3 separate regions of the Homo sapiens genome follow, and all the other regions are linked to region 3. Evidence: chromatin contacts called from ENCODE Hi-C or POLR2A ChIA-PET data. All regions are on one chromosome and are shown on one strand. The core of a region is the stretch at or near the end of the contact, and the rest is flanking DNA. Distances in the headings are between cores, read along the strand shown. Region 1 overlaps PIK3R1 (phosphoinositide-3-kinase regulatory subunit 1). Region 2 overlaps LINC02219 (long intergenic non-protein coding RNA 2219). Region 3 has its middle 150 kb from the start of LINC02219.

Evidence for each region. A loop is a pair of places that touch in the nucleus more often than their neighbours do. ChIA-PET counts read pairs that join two places held with the same protein, here RNA polymerase II (POLR2A). Pooled maps may share reads with other maps.
Region 1: a loop to region 3 is called in a pooled map, with 4 times the contacts of the local background. The contact joins two enhancer-like sites. A Hi-C loop is called at or near these places in 8 of 37 single-sample maps with no recorded cell type and 6 of 50 pooled maps. POLR2A ChIA-PET finds 5 or more read pairs at or near these places in 4 of 52 experiments (AG04450, BJ, OCI-LY7 and 1 more).
Region 2: a loop to region 3 is called in a pooled map, with 10 times the contacts of the local background. The contact joins two enhancer-like sites. A Hi-C loop is called at or near these places in 2 of 37 single-sample maps with no recorded cell type and 5 of 50 pooled maps. POLR2A ChIA-PET finds 5 or more read pairs at or near these places in 2 of 52 experiments (GM12878 and PC-9).

The regions. Positions count from the first base shown.
Region 1 is chr5:68,251,527-68,255,018 of GRCh38, reverse strand. All of the region lies in intron 2 of PIK3R1 (phosphoinositide-3-kinase regulatory subunit 1), which reads right to left. Among named protein-coding and RNA genes, the nearest start is that of PIK3R1, 38 kb to the right of the region's middle. Within about 2 kb of position 2,203, at least 28 of the 41 ENCODE cell types and tissues checked have a DNase peak (open chromatin) inside an H3K27ac peak, as active enhancers do.
Region 2 is chr5:68,195,158-68,198,425 of GRCh38, reverse strand. It overlaps LINC02219 (long intergenic non-protein coding RNA 2219), which reads right to left. Exons shown (of 3, transcript NR_105003.1): 2 at 1,937-2,056; 3 at 19-236. Among named protein-coding and RNA genes, the nearest start is that of LINC02219, 6.9 kb to the right of the region's middle. Within about 2 kb of position 1,370, at least 3 of the 41 ENCODE cell types and tissues checked have a DNase peak (open chromatin) inside an H3K27ac peak, as active enhancers do.
Region 3 is chr5:68,040,043-68,043,331 of GRCh38, reverse strand. No RefSeq gene overlaps it. Among named protein-coding and RNA genes, the nearest start is that of LINC02219, 150 kb to the left of the region's middle. RefSeq lists an enhancer at 2,056-2,165. Within about 2 kb of position 1,876, at least 6 of the 41 ENCODE cell types and tissues checked have a DNase peak (open chromatin) inside an H3K27ac peak, as active enhancers do.

The DNA of each region.
Region 1 (3,492 bases), core at 954-3,453, 210 kb before region 3:
TGAGCAGCAGCTCGTCCATTTGCAGAAAAAAAATTGTGGCCTGACTTGTGTCAACTAGGGACAAAGGCAGGAGAAGAATTTGGAGGTTACTCAGTGGAAAATTTAGGAATAAGAATCTGGAACCTTAAGAAACCTTGATTTAATTTAAGATACTGCTTTGTTTGCATCATAAAAAAAAAAAAGAAAAAAAGAAAAAGACTGTACTGATGCAATCTACTCCCCTGTATTATATAAAATTTTAAGACCTAAAAGAAACACGATTATGGGTATGAACCATAACTAAGCATTTCCAAGAGTGTCTTCCCTTAAATCACATTAAAATTGTAAAAGTAAGTTACAACTGGTGACAGGCCACTTATTAGTCCATTCAGGCCAGCTCCAAGATAACAATGACTTTAATATCAAACCAATATTCCATAACCCTCTCTTTAGAATTCTTGACATGAGGTCACTGTTTATTGAAGGCTTCACTAAAATAAAGTCTTTGTAAAGATACCCTTGGGGTTAGAGGCCTAAGATGAAAATACCTTAATATGATTTCTCCTTTATAGAGAGATTCCAATGTCCCAGCCATGGATCATTCATTCCTTTGGGGGTTTTATTTTTTATTTGTTGGAAGAGTAGATGATCCCTCTGGTCCTTTTCAAATCTAAAATCCCATGATTCGAAACTCTTTTCAGTAAACTTCCAATTTTCCATACTAATTGATGAAGAGAGAGAACAAGAGAAGGGGCTTGACCATACAAAACAATGAAACATCTCAACAGTTTATATGTAAGTTAAGGATGCAGAATCATTCTTTTCTTGGGAATAAGTCTCTCCTGGTTTATCTTTGTATTTGGCAACTGCCAGAGAACAGGGAGTTCACAGAGCAATCCTGAGAAGTTTGCTCCAACACTGACTGGTCAACTGATTTATACAACATTCGAGTGTGCAGACTCACATTTACTTGCTGCATTTATGACCAAAGGGCAAACATTTAAAAATCACTCAAGATTCTGGAAAGGTTATAAAATACAAAAAAAAAAAAAAAAAGGGGGTCCACGGGAAAATAAAAAACATGACATTTATTAGCTCTTTTCTTGGAGTGGATATACATGGGTTTATAGTTCATTGTTTTCAGTCATCCTATGACTAAATAAGCTTTCCACCTGCTTAGTCAAGTGCTGAGAGAATATGACTACACCAAAGGATGTATGAAGCATGCATTTAATTTATCATAAAGAACTGTAATAAGGCAAATGTGCGCAGCTGGAACTAACTTGTACCAGATTTCGCCAATCCCCAAGCTCATAGTAGATACTTGCTAACACCTCCAGAAGTTCCGGCTGTTTTTAATTAATAGCTCATGTTGGGGGCATCTTGCCTGACTTACTAGAATGTCATTTTATTTAAAATAGGGTTCTGAACCTTAAAAAAAAATAGATCCCTTTATTTTTAAGTCAAGTAAATGATCCAAATAGAAATTTAAGTTTGGCTCTTTTAAAGGCAGCAATATTTCACATTGAATGTGCTCCCGAGGCCAGAGGAAATGTTCTTTCCTTTCCTAAAATTTCTAGCCAAGTACTCACAAACCCAGTTTCTTCCCAAGAATATTTGTTTTTTTATTTCTCAGAGCCTAGTTTTAAAAGGCTGGAACCTTTCACAAGTCAGAATAATTCCATTTGCTAGCTGGCTCTTTCTCCAAGTCCAGCTTGAATCCTATGGGACACATAAATCCTTGTCTGAAATGTAGGATAAGTGTCATGAAACATGCTAGGAAATTGGTAAACCACAGCTCAAAGCATAAATACAAAGATATAAGCGAAATCTACTCTAAAGTAAAACTATGACAAGCAGAAATACCACAATGCATTAATTCTTTAGCTAAGGTAACAAAAATATTCAAGGAAAAAGTATGTGTGTTATGACAAATCTGGGGAGAAAATAAAAATGCAACGTAGATAAAAATTAGTATTGCTAGGAGAAGAGACAAGGTAAATAAATGCACACTTGCCCTGAATTACCTAAGCCAGACATAAAGTCAATTTTTCCTGTCAAGTACTGTGTCAGGTGCCATCTGGGAAAAAAAACTGGGAGCATCTGAGAAAGGTGGAATCTGAGGGAGAAAAGGCAGAAAAGGGCATATTTTACAGCTACCATGCCGTATAGCCAATTGCCACTGGATGGCAGCGGGGTTTTACTTAGCAAAGTTGCTAAGAGCATTAGGATTGGTCATTCAATATCTGCCCTACATGTTCGGCCCCAGTAACTCAAGGTTTCAGGGAAATACAAAGTAGCTCCTTCCCACCCCCAAAATTGGGGATCTGTCCTAGAAATTGCAAATCTTTGTTCTGATTATCAGTAAATCCCTTGAAAATTACTAATTTACTATCAGAGTAAATTAAATTGGGAACTAAAATTAGAACTTCTAATAACTTCTACAATTTTGAAATTCAGAAAGCAAGCACACATGTAATCACATTTGCACGCACACATCCCTACAGTTTACTATTGCAATATTATCATCTTGAGCCCAGTACAACAAATTGGAACCACATTTTATTCTACTTTTTCTTGTTAACTTGATGGCTTCACCACACTTTTAAATGCTACACACTCCCTTCCCTCTCCCTTGGCATCTGATCCCCCCACTTTTTTTTTTTTGTAAATTCAGTAATCTCACCAGCAACAAGCTTTGCTTTCAAATAAGCATATCTGCCAACTTAAACAGCATCTCCTAAGGCAGCGGAGTAATGAAAGACACATGTAGGTACTTGCCTGTCATCAGATGCAAGCTCACGTCTGCCTGAAATTGGGCCTGTAATTCTGCTGATCCTCGGGTTCAGGACAGCATGGCCGAGAGTGGTCTACAATGCGGCCCTTAGTCTAAACAGCAGATGAAGGATGCAAGGGGCCAACCTTTTTCATCCCTGCTGGGCTCTTGACCAGTTGTTGCTCTTTAGTTCAAGGGGGAGATGTGAGGGATTGCTCAAACACTTGGCAGACAGAAAGGTCTTAAGACAGCAAGTAGTGAATTCTACCTCATTCCTGCTGATGAACTTGAGGCAGTGCTTTCCAAGCCCAAACTCATGATCCAACCAGAACATCTCCAAGAACAGTCACTCCTGCACACAGCCAAGGCTCCACCACCCCCAACCGGGTGAGGGCCCTACACAACTCCTGATCTGAGCCCCTCCTCAGATGAGACAGAGTTTGCTCCTTTCCCTCTCATAATGCAGTCAACTGTGTGATTTCCTTTGGGGAAATACAAACATTTTGTTTAAAAACTTGCAAAGTCTGAAGAATGGAAAAGTGTGAAAAGGCTGAAAAACTTGAAAGAAAGGAGTTGTAGTTCTGTCCATAAAAAAAGCTTCCTACTTTTTTGCAGCTGGGGCTACCATCAGAAATCAGTGGCTGATTCATCCAGGCCTACAGGAATCCCCTCTTTCCACCCCGCCCCCACCACCTACAGACTGACTTGAGCACCCTTTTATGCCCTTCCTGTAAGTG
Region 2 (3,268 bases), core at 121-2,620, 160 kb before region 3:
GTTTTGCTAAGAAAGTAGTTATACTTTATGAGAAGTTTATTTTCTTATCAATAAGCTTCTTCAAGTTACAATCGAGGGCTGATTAAGTAGGCCAATGACACGGACTTAGCATGTTCAATAGTTCAAGATTGAGTGAGTTCAAAGGTATTTTTATTGTTGCTTTTGTGGTTATTGTTGCTGTTGTGTGTTTTAATGAATAATCCTTAGCAAGGACTGGTAAATGAAGTACGGGTGACCTACAGAAAAGAGAGGTAAAGAACATGCATGACAAAATGAAAGCAAACCTCACATGCCCAAATGAAAACGTACCCTCACTCTAAACATTTCTGATTCTAGTCCTCGTCCCTGTATCAACAAGTGGCACAATTATCCATCTTGTGTGAGCAGAACACTGATAGTCATTTGCTCTCTTTTTTCCCATTATAGAATCCATCATTTCATCATTCTGCCAGTCTCAGTGTTTTAACCAACTAAAAATCTTGTAAATATATGTATGTTTTTCATCTCCGTTGATGCTACCCTAATCCTCACCTGCACCATTTATCAATAGCAGTCACTGGCTAGACACAGTGGCTCATGTCTATAATCCCAGCACTTTGGGAGGCCGAGGCGGGTGGATAACCTGAGGTCAGGAGTTTGAGACCAGCCTGGCCAACATGGCGAAACCCCATCTCTACTAAAAATGTGAAAACTAGCTGGGCGTGGTGGCAGGCGCCTGTAATCCCAGCTACTTGGGAGGCTGAGGCAGGAGAATCACTTGAACCAAGGAGGCAGAGGTTGCAGTGAGCCGAGATTGTGAGATTGCACTCCAGACTGGATGACAAGAGGGAAACTCCATCTCAAAAAAATAAAAATAAAAAAATAGTTGTCACTGAATTGGTCTCCTTTTTGAACTCTCAATCACTAGCATTGATAACTCCATGGTTCTAGCCAGAGGATGCTTTTTGAAATGTAAATCTGGAAATGGCTTCCAACTCCCTCTAAAGATTCATAGCATACATATTATCTTCAAACATTTTAGTGACTTCTCATTGCTATAGGTCAATGATTCTCACCCTTGTTTTCATGATAAAATCACCTGAAAGCTTTAAAAAAAATACTTATGCCTGGTTCTCACTTCCAGAAGTTTGGATTTGATGGTTCTGGAATGGGATCCTTTAATCAGTATTTTAAAATGCTTTGTAGGTGGTTCTGACATGTAGCCGAAGTTGAAAATAACTGCTCTAGGCATACAGGCCAGAATCCTGATCACAGGCTTACACAATCTTGCCCCCGCTTACTTCTCTTCGCTCGTCACATATCACACCCCCATCCTCTGTTCTCCAGCCATGCTGGTCTTCTTTCGGTTCCTCAAAATCACCACACTCCTTCCTGCTGCTGACTGGGCTTCTGAGCATGTTCTTTCTGTGGAGAACATCCCTGCTTCTTCCGATCTCAGCTCTGCACCACTTCCTTAGGGAAGCCTTCCTTGATCTCTCTGACTAGGTAAATTCCAGGTCCTGGGGTCATCAAACTCTGCACCTTTTCCTTGTGGCATTTGTCACAGTATAGTTTTATATTTATATGTAACTCTTTGAATAATGTTTGTCTTCCCCACTAGAGTATAAACTCCGTGAGGGCAGGGACCATGTTGCCTTTACTCTCCACTGTTATCTCTGCTCTCTATTCTACATTGGGAATGAAGGAGACTCTCTATGTGTTGAGTGATCAAGTGAGCAGTTCGTGATGGGGAGGGTAATGATTACTGAGGGTATTACCGAGGGTAGCCCAGCTGGTTGAGGAATTAAAATTCAGCACCGGCCAGGCGTGGTAGCTCATGCCTGTAATCACAGCACTTTGGGAGGCCAAGGCGGGTGTATCACCTGAGGTCAGGAGTTCGGGACCAGCCTGGTAAACATGGAGAAACCCCCCTCTCTCCTAAAAATACAAAAATTACCTGGGCATGGTGGCCTGCGCCTGTAATCCCAGCTACTCGGGAGGCTGAGGCAGGAGAATCACTTGAACCTGGCGGGGGCGGAGGCTGCAGTGAGCCGAGATCATGCCACTTTACTCCAGCCTGGGCGAAAGAGTGAAACTCGGTTAAAAAAAAAAAAAAAACAACTAATCAGCACCAAGATGTTTATTACAAAACCAATAAAAATATTAAAGGGAAACCCAAGTCTTGAGCGGAATGGACAGTACGAAACTCTAAGGGACATGTGGTTGATGGTTAGGGGAGAGGGTGGAAAAAGGCTCTGGAGAGCGGAAGATCTGGAGGGGAGGCCTCTGACCCAACTGGATCTGGTCTTCCATTTATCCCCTGTAGTATTCTACCTGAGACGCAAGGGGTATGGTCTGAAAGCAGAAAAGAACCTTTGCCCAGTATTCCCATAGGACTTGGCAGTGCAAGGCAGCACCTCTATGGGATCACTGGGCCAGGCTGTGTGTTTGTTTGGGTGACAGAGAGAGGACTCACCCAGCAAAGAAACACCTAGTTTGGTAGTTAGTCTTGGAACCACACTCCCTACTTTCAAATCAAAGTGACCTTAGGACAAGTTACTTATGTTCTCTGTGTTTCTGTTTTCAAATTCTAGCATGGGGATAATAACAGTAACTACCTCACTGCATGTCTAAAGATTATATGGATATAGTCTCTTTGGCATAGCAGTTAAAAATTTAATGAATTCTATCTAAAACAAGCACAAAGATCCTTCTTCAACCATTGTTTTTACAGTTTTATTTCTACTCTAAGAACTCTGCCATGTTTTCCACTTTTGCTTCTGTGTTGGTAGAGCTGCAGTTGGAGCCCGGGTAATTGCATGCTATTAACCTCAACAGCACACAGCCTCCACCATGCAAGCCAAACTTGCTAGCATCCATGAGTAAAAGCTACTGGTTTCTGAATAAGACCAAAGTGAAGCACATTTATGATTCCTGAATTTCATATAAATCATAATTGTGCAGATGATTTGCCTTCGAGCTGCAAACACCAAAATGTGATTGATGTCTGAGAATGTCTGTGAAGCTTTGCTGTAACTCCAAGCCCTATTAATACCTCCGATGACAAGTCTATTAATTCATGAAGTGAAGATGGAGAGCTCGCACCAGCATTCCTTCCTAGGATGGTCACAGAATCAGTAATGTTACATAGAACATCCTCCCTTTGGTTTCATGTTATGAGTGTACATTGTATTCCATACAGGGACAGGGATAAGGGATAATGGGGCAGGGATAAGGGGGGCATCCCATTTATTTGCATGCCCCAAAATGAAATGCTCTGAGCAAAGAG
Region 3 (3,289 bases), core at 627-3,126:
TCTCCCCTTTTGTGGGTCATGAATCTAATTTCTTTGTCCTCTTGGTGGGTCTCTGCTTTTGTTCACAGGGGAAATCTTCCAGGGAACCCATGTATAATCCCCGTGGCACACACAAGGCCACATGTTTCCCTGGCCACAGCAGGGCTGTGACTGCAGGTTCATATTCTCAAGAGAGGAAGCCTTCACTCCAGAGTGGTGAACTAATTATGTGACATTATTCCAATGGCAAAAAGGAGCCAGGCAGTCTAATGTTCTTTCTAGAAAAAAATTCGATGTTTTTTTTTTTGAGAAGGGTCTCACTCTGTTGTCCAGGCTGGAGTACAGTGGCAAGACCACAGCTCACTGCCTCCTTGACCTCCCAGGCTCAGGTCATCCTCCCATCTCAGCCTCTCAAGTAGCTGGGACCACAGGCATGCACAATCACACCTGGCTAATTTTTTTATTTTCTATTTTGCTGGTCTCGAATTCCTGGGCTCCAGTGATCCTCATGTCTCAGCCTCCCAAAGTGCTGGGATTATAAGCGTGAAAAAAATTTCACTTTTTTTTTTTTTTTGAGACGGAGTTTCACTCCTGTTGCCCAGGCTGGAGTGCAATGGCACAATTTTGGCTCACTGCAACATCCGCCTCCCAGGTTCAAGCAATTCTCCTGCCTCAGCCTCCAAAGTAGCTGGGATTAGGGAACCCTGGCTAATTTTTGTATTTTTAGTAGAGACAGGGTTTCACCATGTTGTTCAGGCTGGTCTCGAACTCTTGACCTCAGGTGGTCCACCTGCCTTGGCCTTCTAAAGTTCTGGGATTACAGGCATGAGCCACCGCGCCTGGCCAAATTTCATTTTTAAGTTACTTTTTGCAGTGGCCTACAGAGTTCCCTGGCCTGAGGTCATGTGATTACTCAGCAGATGTTGGTTCACTAGCCTGAAGTTCTAGAAATCACATTATTTGTGAAACTTTTTTGCTTGTACCAAAATGCACTAAAATCTGTTTAAAACAGAAAGGCGTGTCTATTTGAATGTGTCAGTGATCTCTATTTGGGTCCAAAATGGCAGATTAAAGTGAACTTGGAACAGAGGGGCAGCAGGCAGCCATATGAAATGCCAAGTGAGCCCTTTAAAACGGAGGCCTCGCTTCATGTTGTCAATGAGACTGAGTTATAATTACCCACACCACTTCCTCAAACAGTTAGTTATGTTCTGCTTGGGGCTTCTGATGAAGTGAAATCCTATTGTGATGTTAAAAACATGCATTTCCTTTGCATTTAAAAAGAATCAGCTGATTATTTTCCCACTCATATAACCTCGCCCCACCTTGGAAAAAATGCTATGCAGCAAGCACTATGACGAGATTGAAATAATACAATAATAATAGCAGTAATTAACATTTAATGAGCACTTAATGTATCCGTCACAGCTCTGAATGCTTTACATGGGACTCTTGATTCTCACAACACTTATGAGGCAGACATCATTTTTATATTCATTTTATTGATGGAGAAATTGAGGCCCAAAGAGTTTAAGGGAACAAGTGAATGGTGGAGCTGGAATTTGAATCCAGGTCTCTATTTTTAACAACCCTTACTTGTAACTTCTATGTGTTTTTGCCCTGAAGAAGGGATGATAGAAATGAACAAAACAGATTTTTTTTTTTTTTTTTTTTTTTACTGATAACATTTTACTTCTGATTCTAAACACATTTTGGGTATGGTAGTGACCACTGAGGGGACGGGAGGGGAGCAAAAAGGCTCAGGAGGGTGTGGTCAGTCAAGTTCCTTCCACTTTAAAAATGCCTTTCCTCTCTCTTACCACCAGTTGAAGACAGCTCAGTCCCGTGGGGGAGTCCTGAGAGGCTGCGGTGGCCGGGCAGAGGTGTGAGACAAGCGTATTTGCACAGAGCACTGAGCCCAAGATGCTCTACTGGGCAGAGTTACAGGTACTTTTTTTTGTGACAGAGTCTGGCTCTGTCGCCCAGGCTGGAGTGCAGTGGCACAATCTCGGCTCACTACAACCTCTGCCTCCTTTGTTCAAGCGATTCTCCTGCCTCAGCCTCCTGTGTAGCCGGGATTACAAGCATGTGCCACCACGCCCGGCTAATTTTTGTATTTTTAGTAGAGGAGAGGTTTTACCATATTGGCCAGGCTGATCTCGATCTCCTGACCTCAGGTGATCCACCCACCTCAGCCTCCCAAAGTGCTGGGATTATAGGCATGAGCCACTGTGCCAGGCCACAGGTACTTTTTATAGGAAGCCAGCACAGATGTCTTCAGCCCCCTCAGAGGGTATGACCCATTCTAAACAATTGGGATTTCTTTTTTCTTTCTTTTACAACCCTGATTCTTAAAAACAGCAGTGGTGTCGGTTAGGGCTCCTGGTTACAAACTGCAGAAGCCAATTTCAGTGAACAAAAGTGGACAAGCTGATGACTAGAAGGATACCAGAGATCTCAACAACCAGAGATCTCACAAAGTGGGTGGGAAGGCTAGGAAAAAAAAAGGGTGAAGATGAGCTGGACTGCAGGAGACTAGGAGCAGAGGATCTCTCAAGACCATGTTGCAGGGAGACTGTGGTGAGGACACCAGCTCAGCCAGCCACGGCCAGGACACTGCCGGCTTTCAAGTGCATGGCTCTCAGACATCATCTCCAGCTCTTGCTGCCTCTTAGGGTCACTCTCTTCTGAAGGTATGTGGTCTGTTTGGCTGAGAGTGGGCCATTTGTTTGTGGAAGCTGGAGGACCACGCTGAGTTGTGGAAGTAGGAATACAAAGGCATGACTAACTTCCAGTAAATTTGCACAAACTCTCCTTACTTCAAGAGGAAGAAAACAAGGAACGCCAGGTCTGAGAATGGGTCCCAGAGATGGGCAAACAGAGGAAGAGTAAAGACAGGGTCTCGTCCTATAGTTAACATATATGTCTATTTTTTTTCTCTCTCCCTCTTTCATTTTATTATTTTTTATGTAGATGGGGTCTCTCTTTGTTGCCCTGGTCTTGAACTCCTGGGCTCAAGCTATCCTCCTGTCTTGGCCTCCCAAACTGTTGGGATTACAGGCATGAGCCATTGTGCCTAGCCTTATACATCCCTTGTTCCTATTCTTGACTTTGGAAAAGCTTATGGGTAAAGGGGTTTAGGAAGGGTTGCCTGAGAAGAAATCCACTTCTTTTTTTTTTTTTTTTTTTTTTTTTGGAGACACGATCTCACTCTATTGCGCAGGCAGGAGTGCAGTAGCTCAATCCTAGTTTCACTGCAGCCCCAAACTCCTTAGCTCCAGCAATCCTCTCATCTTAGCCTCCCAAGAAG